2 separate regions of the Homo sapiens genome follow, and region 1 is linked to region 2. Evidence: chromatin contacts called from ENCODE Hi-C data. All regions are on one chromosome and are shown on one strand. The core of a region is the stretch at or near the end of the contact, and the rest is flanking DNA. Distances in the headings are between cores, read along the strand shown.

What was found. Hi-C counts contacts between places; a loop is a spot of excess contacts on that map. Pooled maps may share reads with other maps.
Region 1: a loop to region 2 is called in a map of CD4-positive, alpha-beta memory T cell, with 27 times the contacts of the local background. The contact joins the promoter of ABHD12 here to the promoter of SNX5 in region 2. A Hi-C loop is called at or near these places in 2 of 168 maps with a recorded cell type or tissue (CD4-positive, alpha-beta memory T cell and naive thymus-derived CD4-positive, alpha-beta T cell) and 4 of 50 pooled maps.

What each region holds. Positions count from the first base shown.
Region 1 is chr20:25,389,510-25,394,196 of GRCh38, reverse strand. It overlaps ABHD12 (abhydrolase domain containing 12, lysophospholipase), which reads left to right and starts at 3,362. Exons shown (of 13, transcript NM_001042472.3): 1 at 3,362-3,684. The coding sequence starts at 3,494. RefSeq lists silencers at 3,233-3,652, 3,693-3,742, 3,783-3,942, 4,113-4,272.
Region 2 is chr20:17,966,151-17,970,802 of GRCh38, reverse strand. It overlaps SNX5 (sorting nexin 5), which reads left to right and starts at 2,009. Exons shown (of 13, transcript NM_014426.4): 1 at 2,009-2,428. The coding sequence starts at 2,378. MGME1 (mitochondrial genome maintenance exonuclease 1) reads right to left here and starts at 1,785. Exons shown (of 5, transcript NM_052865.4): 1 at 1,662-1,785; 2 at 433-1,002. The coding sequence starts at 943. RefSeq lists enhancers at 791-920, 941-1,140, 80-1,279, 1,861-2,170, 1,787-2,541 and 4 more and a silencer at 2,171-2,380.

The DNA of each region.
Region 1 (4,687 bases), core at 2,113-4,612, 7.4 Mb before region 2:
TACCCTAAGTCCATGCAGGTTGCAAGTGGCACCCCTGATCAACGACAGAATCGGGTGCTCTACAGTCAGGGAGGGCCATGTTAAACCCTTTTGTAAGCCTTGGGTTTTGAGTGAGATGGGGAGCCACTTAGGTGTTGTGAGCAAATAAATGACAGAATTAGACCTTGTAACAACAAGAAAACCCTATGTGGCAGCTGAATTAAGTGGACAGAAGTGAGGCAAAGTGGAGGCAGGAGACCAGTTAGGCTATTCAAATAATGGAGGTGAGAGATAACAGCAGTTTGGCCCAGGGTGGGGACCATGGAGGCGGTAAAATTTAATGGTTAAATTCTCATAGATTTTGAAAGCACAGCTGACAAGGCTTGGTGATAGACATGCTATAGCACAAGAAAGGAGAAGTCAAGGATGACCCCAGAATTGTGGCCCCAGGAACTGCAATAGAATTACCAGAGAAGGTCATGGATGGAGTTGGGGGTGGGAGAAGAGTTGGGAGCTCAGCATTGAAGTGGTGCTTGTCAGAAATCAGAGCAGAAATGATGAGGAGCCTAAGGGTCAAGGAGAGGTGTGGACCAATGATAAAAATGTGGGCATCACTAGCATGGGCTCAACCACCAAGAGTTGAGCACTGTGTGGGCAGGGCCTCGTGCCTGTAAGAAAGATTCAATACACGGTACAGATTTTTCCTCTCCAGCTCTTCCTTCCTTGTTTTTTTTTTTTTTTTTTTTTGGTTTGTTTGTTTGGTTTTTTTGAGTCGGAGTCTCACTCTGTCGCCCAGGATGGAGTGCAGTGGTGCGATCTCCGCTCACTGCAAGCTCCGCCTCCCGGGTTCACGCCATTCTCCTGCTTCAGCCTCCCAAGTAGCTGGGACTACAGGCGCCCGCCACCATGCCCGGCTAATTTTTTATATTGTTATTAGAGAGACGGGGTGTGAAACCGTGTTAGCCAGGATGGTCATGATCTCCTGACCTTGTGATCCGCCCGCCTCGGCCTCCCAATGTGCTGGGATTACAGGCATGAGCCACCGCGCCTGGCTGTTTTTTTTTTGTTGTTGTTGTTTTTTTAATTGAAGTGAGCGATAGAGTCAAAACCTCTTTTTTTTTTTTTACGTTTTAGTTATTTCCTAGATTTCCAATCTCTCCAGGATGTGTTACTACATCACTATAAAGAATTTATAATTTACATTCCATAGTATGTTTGTTTGTTTATTTTGAGATGGAGTCCTGCTCTGTCACCCAGGCTAGAGTGCAGTGGTGCAATCTCGGCTCACTGCAACCTCCGAATCCCAGCATCCCGGGTTCAAGCAATTCTCCTGCCTCAGCCTCCCAAGTAGATGGGATTACAGGCGTGCGCCACCACACCCAGCTAATTTTTTTGTTTGTTTGTTTTTGAGAGGAGTCTCCCTCTGTCGCCAGGCTGGAGTGCAGTGGCACAATTTCGGCTCACCACAACCTCCGACTCCCTGGTTCAAGCGATTCTCCTGCCTCAGCTTCCCAAGTAGCTGGGAATACAGGCACGCGCCACCATGCCCAGCTAATTTTTTTTTTTTTTTTTGAGACAGAAGTTTGCTTTTGTCCCCAAGACTGGGGTGCAATGGTGTGATCTCAGCTCACTGCAACCTCCGCCTCCCAAGTTCAAGCGATTCTCCTGCCTCAGCCTCCCAATTAGCTGGGATTATAGGGTTGTGCCACCATACCTGGCTAATTTTTGTGTTTTTAGTAGAGACGGGGTTTCACTACATTGGCCAGGATAGCCTCAATCTCCTGACCTCGTGATCCGCCCGCCTCGGCCTCCCAAAGTGCTGGGCTCACAGGCGTGAGACACCTCGCCCAGCCTTTTTTTTTTTTTTTTTTTTAAACAGAGTCTTGCTCTGTCACCCAGGCTTGTGCCACCACACCCGGCTAATTTTTGTATTTTTAGTAGAGACGGAGTTTCACCATGCTGGCCAGGCTGATCTGGCCTCCATCTCCTGTGCTTAAATGATCCACCCACCTCCGCCTCCCAAAGTGCTGAGATTACAGGCATGAGCCACTGAGCTCGGCCCATAATGTTTTTAAAAAGTATATCTGGAGATATTGACACAATTATGAATGCAGGCTGTAACACTTAGTAATATGGTCAATAAATTATTTTGCAATTTCAAAGTATCATTACAAAACTAATTTAAAAAGCAGCCGGGCGCGGTGGCTCATGCCTGTAATCCCAGCACTTTGGGAGGCCGAGGCGGGCGGATCACGGGATCGAGAGATCGAGACCATCCTGGCTACACAGTGAAACCCTGTCTCTACTAAAAATACAAAAAAATTAGCCGGGCATGGTAGCCGGCGCCTGTAGTCCCAGCTACTTGGGAGGCTGAGGCAGGAGACTGGCGTGAACCTGGGAGGCGGAGTTTGCAGTGAGCCGAGATCGCGCCACTGCACTCCAGCCTGGGCGAGAGCGAGACTCCGTCTCAAAAAAAAAAAAAAAAAAAAAGAAAAAACTAATATAAAAAGCTGTTGAATTTCTAAACGCATTTCCAATTGACCTTTATCAATTGCCAATAGTTTTCAAAGTGACAAATGCTGAAATTTCTAACGTTACTTTGGAATAAGCAAATATCTCTCTTTGTTATAGATCATCTGTAAAACTAATGCCATATTGAAGAAAGCCAAAGTTATAAAACTAAATTTGTGAAACAGCCCTTTATTCTTTCCTTTTCTCTTTCTAGGATGGGTTGAATTAGTACTAAATTTGGGTTTCATAAGGGCGAATTTATCTTTGAAATGGATTTTCCTCCCATCAGGTAGTCTTAATTGCTTTATAAAAATCTAAAATCTAACACAGGTTTTTAAAAAGTAAATTTTTCAAGCAGTTCATTTCCTGATGTTCGGCCCAAAAGTAAACACTGAGTATATACATTTACTTCAAATTAAAAACTGACGACCGGAAAGCATACTTTTAAAGGTAATGTCCTTGTGGAAAAAGAATTAAGAATCACGAGAACGGAACTGCTATTTGCTACCTCTGGTTTTCCGTTCACAGAAGCACGAGGAGCCCAGCGCTGCGGCTCTGCCTCGCTGGGCCACCCCTTTCGGGCACGACCGGGAGCGGGTGCTCCTCACACCGAGCGCCCGGGCGAGCACAGCTGCAGCCTGCGGATGGAGCCCAGAGCCCTGCCCTGCAGATGACGCGCCGCTGCAGCTTCGCCCACCCTCCCACAAAATGGCTGCGGGTGGCGCCAGGGATGCTGGGCGCGCGCTCCTTGGAACTAGAGAGGAGGTGGCCGGGGCGGGGCCGGGGGAGGGGGGTAGGGCAGAGCCGGCGGGAGCCCGGCGCTGATTGGCCGGCCTGGCTGGCGGGCCCCCGCCGCTGGTTCGTAGCCGGCGCAGCGGCCTGGGCTGGGATGTGAGGAGCGGCGGGTTCCGGGCTCCGGGCTCTGGGTGGCGGCGGCTGTGAGCGGCGGCACTGCGGCGCAGGCCAGCGGGCGCCGTCGGCGGCTGGCCCTGTCGGCCGCGGGATGAGGAAGCGGACCGAGCCCGTCGCCTTGGAGCATGAGCGCTGCGCCGCCGCGGGCTCGTCCTCCTCCGGCTCGGCCGCCGCGGCGCTGGACGCCGACTGCCGCCTGAAGCAGAACCTACGCCTGACGGGCCCGGCGGCGGCTGAGCCGCGCTGCGCAGCCGACGCGGGAATGAAGCGGGCGCTGGGCAGGTGAGGCTTCGCGCGGAGCGGGGGGGGGGGGGGGGCCGGTCCCTCACTTTGCGCAGGTGCGTCCCGCAGGGGGCCGCGGTACCTCCCAGCCCCTCCCAGAGTGGCCGTCCGCCCGATCCGCGGCCGCCCCCGTCCGCGCCTGTGTCCCGCATTTGGCCCGCGGCAGCCCCACCCCCGCTCCCTTCCCCAGGCACCGCGGCGGGAGCGCCCTGCCCTGCCGCTGACCCCCTGTGTCCTGCTCCGGCCCTCTCGCCAGGCACTCCTGGCCTAGCCTTGCACCCCGACCCTTTCCCGGGGAAGCCGGGGGGACCCTTACGCTGGGGGCTTGGCGCCGCCCGAAGTCATGACCCCGCGTGGGAGAGCAGGGTAGGGGGTGGGGAGTCCTTGGAAGATCCCTGGACGCCAGGCACAGCAGAGGCGGGAGGCAGAGGGGCCGGCGCCAGACCCTGAGAGCGCTGGGGCCCACTCGGACCTCCTCCTCCTGCTCTGCATCAGGCCCCACACCGAGCGCCCGGGCGGGCGCCCCTCGGGCTGGGCTGCGTGCGCGGAGCCTTACTGGCGCCTTGGGCCCTCGGCGGCTCTCCCCGGTAACTAGGGTCGGGGGCGTGCGTCGCTCAGAACTCGGGGACCTTTGGGGAAGGGCTCAGTGGGCGGCGGGGTGCTAGGGGAAGGAGGGACTCGGAGCATCGCAGCCGTCGGAGGGAAACCTGCCCTTCGCTCTGCTGGTGATGGTTCGTGGTACTTGAAATCTGTCCGCACAAGTTCGCCTCCTTGGGAATCATCTCGCAGTCCTGAGTCGTTTGGTTATTGGCGTTCAATAACCTTTGGGTTATTGGGTAGAAGATGAATGCGTTTATATAAAGCCACTTTCAAAACTGAGATGGGAACGTGTTTCATAGGGACAGATTTCTCCTCCCATCTGCTGGTTTCCTAATTATCTGGCTGTTGTAGAACGTAGCATTCCTGACAGCTTTGAAGCCTTGCTACTTCGTGGTGGTTTGAA
Region 2 (4,652 bases), core at 760-3,259:
CTTTAAATTTACGAGTCAGTTTACGCTAATAAGTAGGACAGTGGGTATTTACTGGATTCTAAACAGAATTATCTAGCAAACAACTAGAATTCTGTTACCAGGTGACTTTTTTCAATAATCAAGGAAAACAAGCAATTCTAATATTGTTGGTAGCTTATAAAACAAGTGAATTTTATGTATTATTTAGTCAAATATTTGATCTATTTTAGTTTCATCTGTAAAATGTGGATAACAGTATCTATACTCCACAGGACTACCATGAGGATCAAGTGAGTTAATACACATAAAGTGCTATTTAATGTTAATTACTATCTGAAGGGAGTTCCTTGCTAGTAAGTTAAAAAAACAAAACCAAACCTCATTCTTTTGACACCGTTGCTCTCTATTATAGAAAACATAGCAAACATATAGAATCAGAATTGAGATAATTACTTGAAGTGTATTCTTTAAAGCCATCTTCTCCCAGTTCCAGAATCATCCGCTGTTTCCACCTCTCCAACAAGAAAACCTGTTGTTTTGTCATGGTCTGCTGAAGGACTCGGGTCACACTTGGTATCACATTCCTTTGCAAGGGGATTTTCAAAGGAACTGAAGGATCACTTGCATTTGGTTTATCACTTCTCTCTGGATTGAAGATAGGAAACCAGTTTTGTGGCACTCGTCTGTCCTCACCTTGGTTTGGCAGCTTATGCTTGCTCACGGGTCCACAGAGCAAAGCATCTTCCTCCACCGATCCCGGGGTCTGGGCGACGCCTCTGGATGACAAGACAGACTGAACTAAATTAGAGTATTTTTCTTGGTCCACTTCTTCATATGGGTTCACTTTTTTCTTCCGGCCACATGAGTAAGAGGAAGTAGAGAAAGCCACAAGGGCAGCTGATTCCACAGAAAACTTTGAACTCCTGAGCTGCCTGCAAATGGTCTGAAATAACTTCATCTTCATTCAGATTTGTTTTCACTTTAGTCTATTTGCAACGGTCGAAGGCCTTTATGTTTGTATTCCTATTGGAGAGAAAACAACCATCAAAGCGAAAGCTGCATCAGAATGATATTGCACATCAAAATTGTGAACTTTTTCGACATGTTTGGACAGAGCCCTTTCTTAAGAAAGTCGACAGAGCGAGACCCTGCCTCCAAAAAAAATTTATAAATAAATCAAGACTCAATACCCGAAGGACCGACACATACTAAATGCGAATTAGTAGACAGCTTGAGGCAAGACGTCCCAGTTTCTAATCTGCAGGAATGTGACGCCCAGGAAGGGAGGCGTGTGCGAGACACGGAAAAACACAAAGATGGAGCCCGTCCCATGGCGGCCACACAGTCCTAGGTGACAGACGACGACTAATTCCTAGACACCAGGCTCTCTGCTAAGTATTCTGTGTGGATACTTCTCATTTGGTCCTCACACCCTCTACCGTGGGTCTAGAATGAACCCGTTGCACAGACGTGGAAATCGGGTTGGAGGGTCCCGTCGCTCGCCGGTCAGAGCTGGTGGCGGCGCTGAGGTCCCATTACTGTGACCGCAAAAAGTCGCCTCCCGCTCCGCCGTGGGTGCGGACCCCTGGCGGGGCCAGGACGGCGGTGGCCCCTGTGGCAGGAGTCTGGATTAGAGAAAAGACGACTTAAATAAAAGCCCAGCCTACGGCAAGTGTCGGTACCTTGGAAGCCACCACACTTCGCTTAACTCTCAAGGCGCGAACAACCTCTCGCGACCCGTACTTTCATCCGTCCCGCGCTTTGGTTTCGAATTAGGCACAGCCTAAGGCAAAGCAGGTCCAGAATGCCCCGCGGCGCTCACGCCCCACCCGAGGCTTTCGTCGGCCTCCGCCAACGCGCCACCAGTTAGAGGCAGGGAGTACCTCTCCGAGCGGAAGGGCCGGCGTCTCCGAAGCGCGGGAGCCTCCAAATCGCGCCCTTCTGCTCTCACGAGATCTGGTGACGTCAGCGCTCGCTGCCATCTTGGACTCGGGCTGAGTAATAAATTCCCCCCGCACCGAAACGCGGTCTTTCTCTAGACGCGTCTTGCTGGGAGAGTGTCCGTTGCTTCCCGTCCGTGTCGCGGCCCTGCGGTTGGCGGCCTCCTCGTGGAGCGGAGCAAGGGTAGGCCCCACGTGGCGTCTTTGCCCGGCTCCAAGATGGACGGCAGCGGGGACTGGGAGGCTGCTCTGGGGGAGCACGTGGCGCCCTGCTCGCCTGCTCCCGGGGCAGCTGGGATGGTGGCGGAGTCCGGAGGCCTCCTGCCGCCGTCGGGCAGGGAGGCCGGCGGAGGCGGGGCCGTGGCCGCCCCCGAGAGGCGCCCAGGCGGCGGCGGCGGCGGCCCAGCTTCTTCTTTCCTCGCACAGCCAGGCGGCCCCTGCTCGAGTCCCGCGTCGCCATGGCCGCGGTTCCCGAGTTGCTGCAGCAGCAGGAGGAGGACCGCAGCAAGGTGAGGTCCTCCCAGCCTCAGACTCCTGGGCGGGCGGCCCTGCGAGCTCCGGGGTCGCTGCATTCTTTCCCTTGCGCGTCCATAGGCCGTGGCTGCTCGCCGCCATCCCCAGCGCGGGAAGCACCCGTGAGACCCGGGCGGCCCCTCTCCCTGGTCTTCACTGAAGGCTGCCCCGGGGAATCCCTGTGGATGTCCCGGATTCTATTAGGACAGAACCAGAGACGCGGGACCTTAGCCCCAGCTCAGGCGCCGGTGCCGAGCGGACTTGGAGAGATGATCTCTGGAGACCCCGGAATGTTCTTTTTAAAACTTTCCTCGGCTTCGTGGTGACCAGTAGGTGAACGTGAAATTGACTTAACATGCGACAGACCAGTTTGGTTTGTTGCCCCCAAAATACCCTCCTTCCCCCCACCTTTTACTGAGAAGACTTTTTTGGGGGGGGGGCCCAAACAACTTGGGAAATTGCATCAAGCGTCCGAACATGCTGCTTACAACTTTAGAAACGCAAAATGCGTTGTTGTGGGAGTTGTGTAATTTTTAGTAGGTGCTCAAATACTTGCTGAACTTGGTGTCTATTTTTAAGTCTTGCCCATTGATGTAAACTGTCCCTAGGTCACGTGTATCTTGAGGTCTAAAAGATTATTTATGCAATAAATTGAAATTCCCATAGCCAATTAAAGATTCAGACGAGCCTCCACTCTTTTTCATTGGTTCTTTAAATTTGCCTCGGTAGCTTTGCGATGCATGGTTTGCGAGCAACCTTTCTTGCAGAATCGTCAACGTAAGTTTTTCTGACCGATGAAAAAGAACCTCTAAAAATACAAGGCTCTCTTAAAATGTAATTTGGAGCCGTCTTAACTTACACATTTCTTGAGAAGTTAAAGGCACCTCCATAGAGAAACTTGTTCATCTAGTAAGTAAATACCAGAGTTTCAAAGCGGCTGGATTGTTCCAACAAGGGTATCATTGCATTAATTATTAAAATAGAGCTTTCTATACAGGAGGGTGTTGTTTAGAGTGGTTTTTTTTTTGAAAGTTCTTTATTACTAAAACAAAGTGGAAACTTGAGACCACGATTCTTTGTAAAACATTATAAAGGTACTTTTCTCCATAAAGGGTAGATAATGGATTGGGATTTTGGTAGCATTTTATTTTTTCTTTCTTTCTGGTACATTCTTTTAGCTGTCTTGATTCGGAGTCAGCTAGGTAAAAGGACTCAATTGCTTCACCCCACTCTCTGGTAGTACAGTATATTGCAGCTGGTTTTTAAAATGACTTCCACCACCCTGATCCTCCAGCAAAATTGGAGAATGGTTATGAAGGCCATTTCCTGCCTGTTTTAGAGGCTACAGAAACTGTCCGTATCTGTAGCGAAGAGAGTTACATGACATTGTTTTCCTTTTTACATTACAGGAATAAAGAGACAATAAAAATAAATAATTACCCTGACGCGTGGCTTTATTTTTGTTTTCTGATCTCTGCTGATGCTGATAACCTGCTGTGGTCTGGCCTAGATGGTGTTATGGTTAACTGAAAGGGAGTTTGGGGCAAGTATGAAATAATGGGAAACTAAGTCTTGGGCAACTTTTTGCCATAATACAATTTCGGTAGTCAACTGAAATGTTTTGTGTGTTACCTGAAATGTGTGTTACTTAAATTGTTTAAATGCCCTCCTGATAATTTACTTTGGTTTGGAATTCTCCCTAAGGATGGAGTTAATTAAGACTCACTAAGGTAGGGGGACATACTTGATTCTTCAGGATTTTGAATTCTAGCCCAATACTCATTTTGGCCAATTCAGCAAAACTGAAAGGGAATACTGTGTCAGTCGTGTCTGGTAGCCAGACACTGGCATTTTGTTACATTCTTTAGCCGAGGGTGTTGGGGTTTGCCTTCTTCCTCAGAAAATAGTTCAGGGGAAGAGATGCATGGTTAATTTGGTTCCTAACTGGTCCTCTATTTACTGGTTTTTGATTTTTTTTTTTTTTTTGAGACGGAGTCTCGCTCTGTCGTCCAGGCTGGAGCGCAATGGCTCGATCTCAGCTCACTGCAACTTCCGCTTTCTGGGTTCAAGCGATTCTCCTGCCTCAGCCTCTCAAGTAGCTGGGATTACAGTCGCTCACCGCCATGCCCGGCTAATTTTTGTATTTTTGTGGAGACCGGGTTTCACCATGTTGGCCAGGCTGGTATTTGAACTCGACCTTCGCAGCCTAGTGCTATTTTT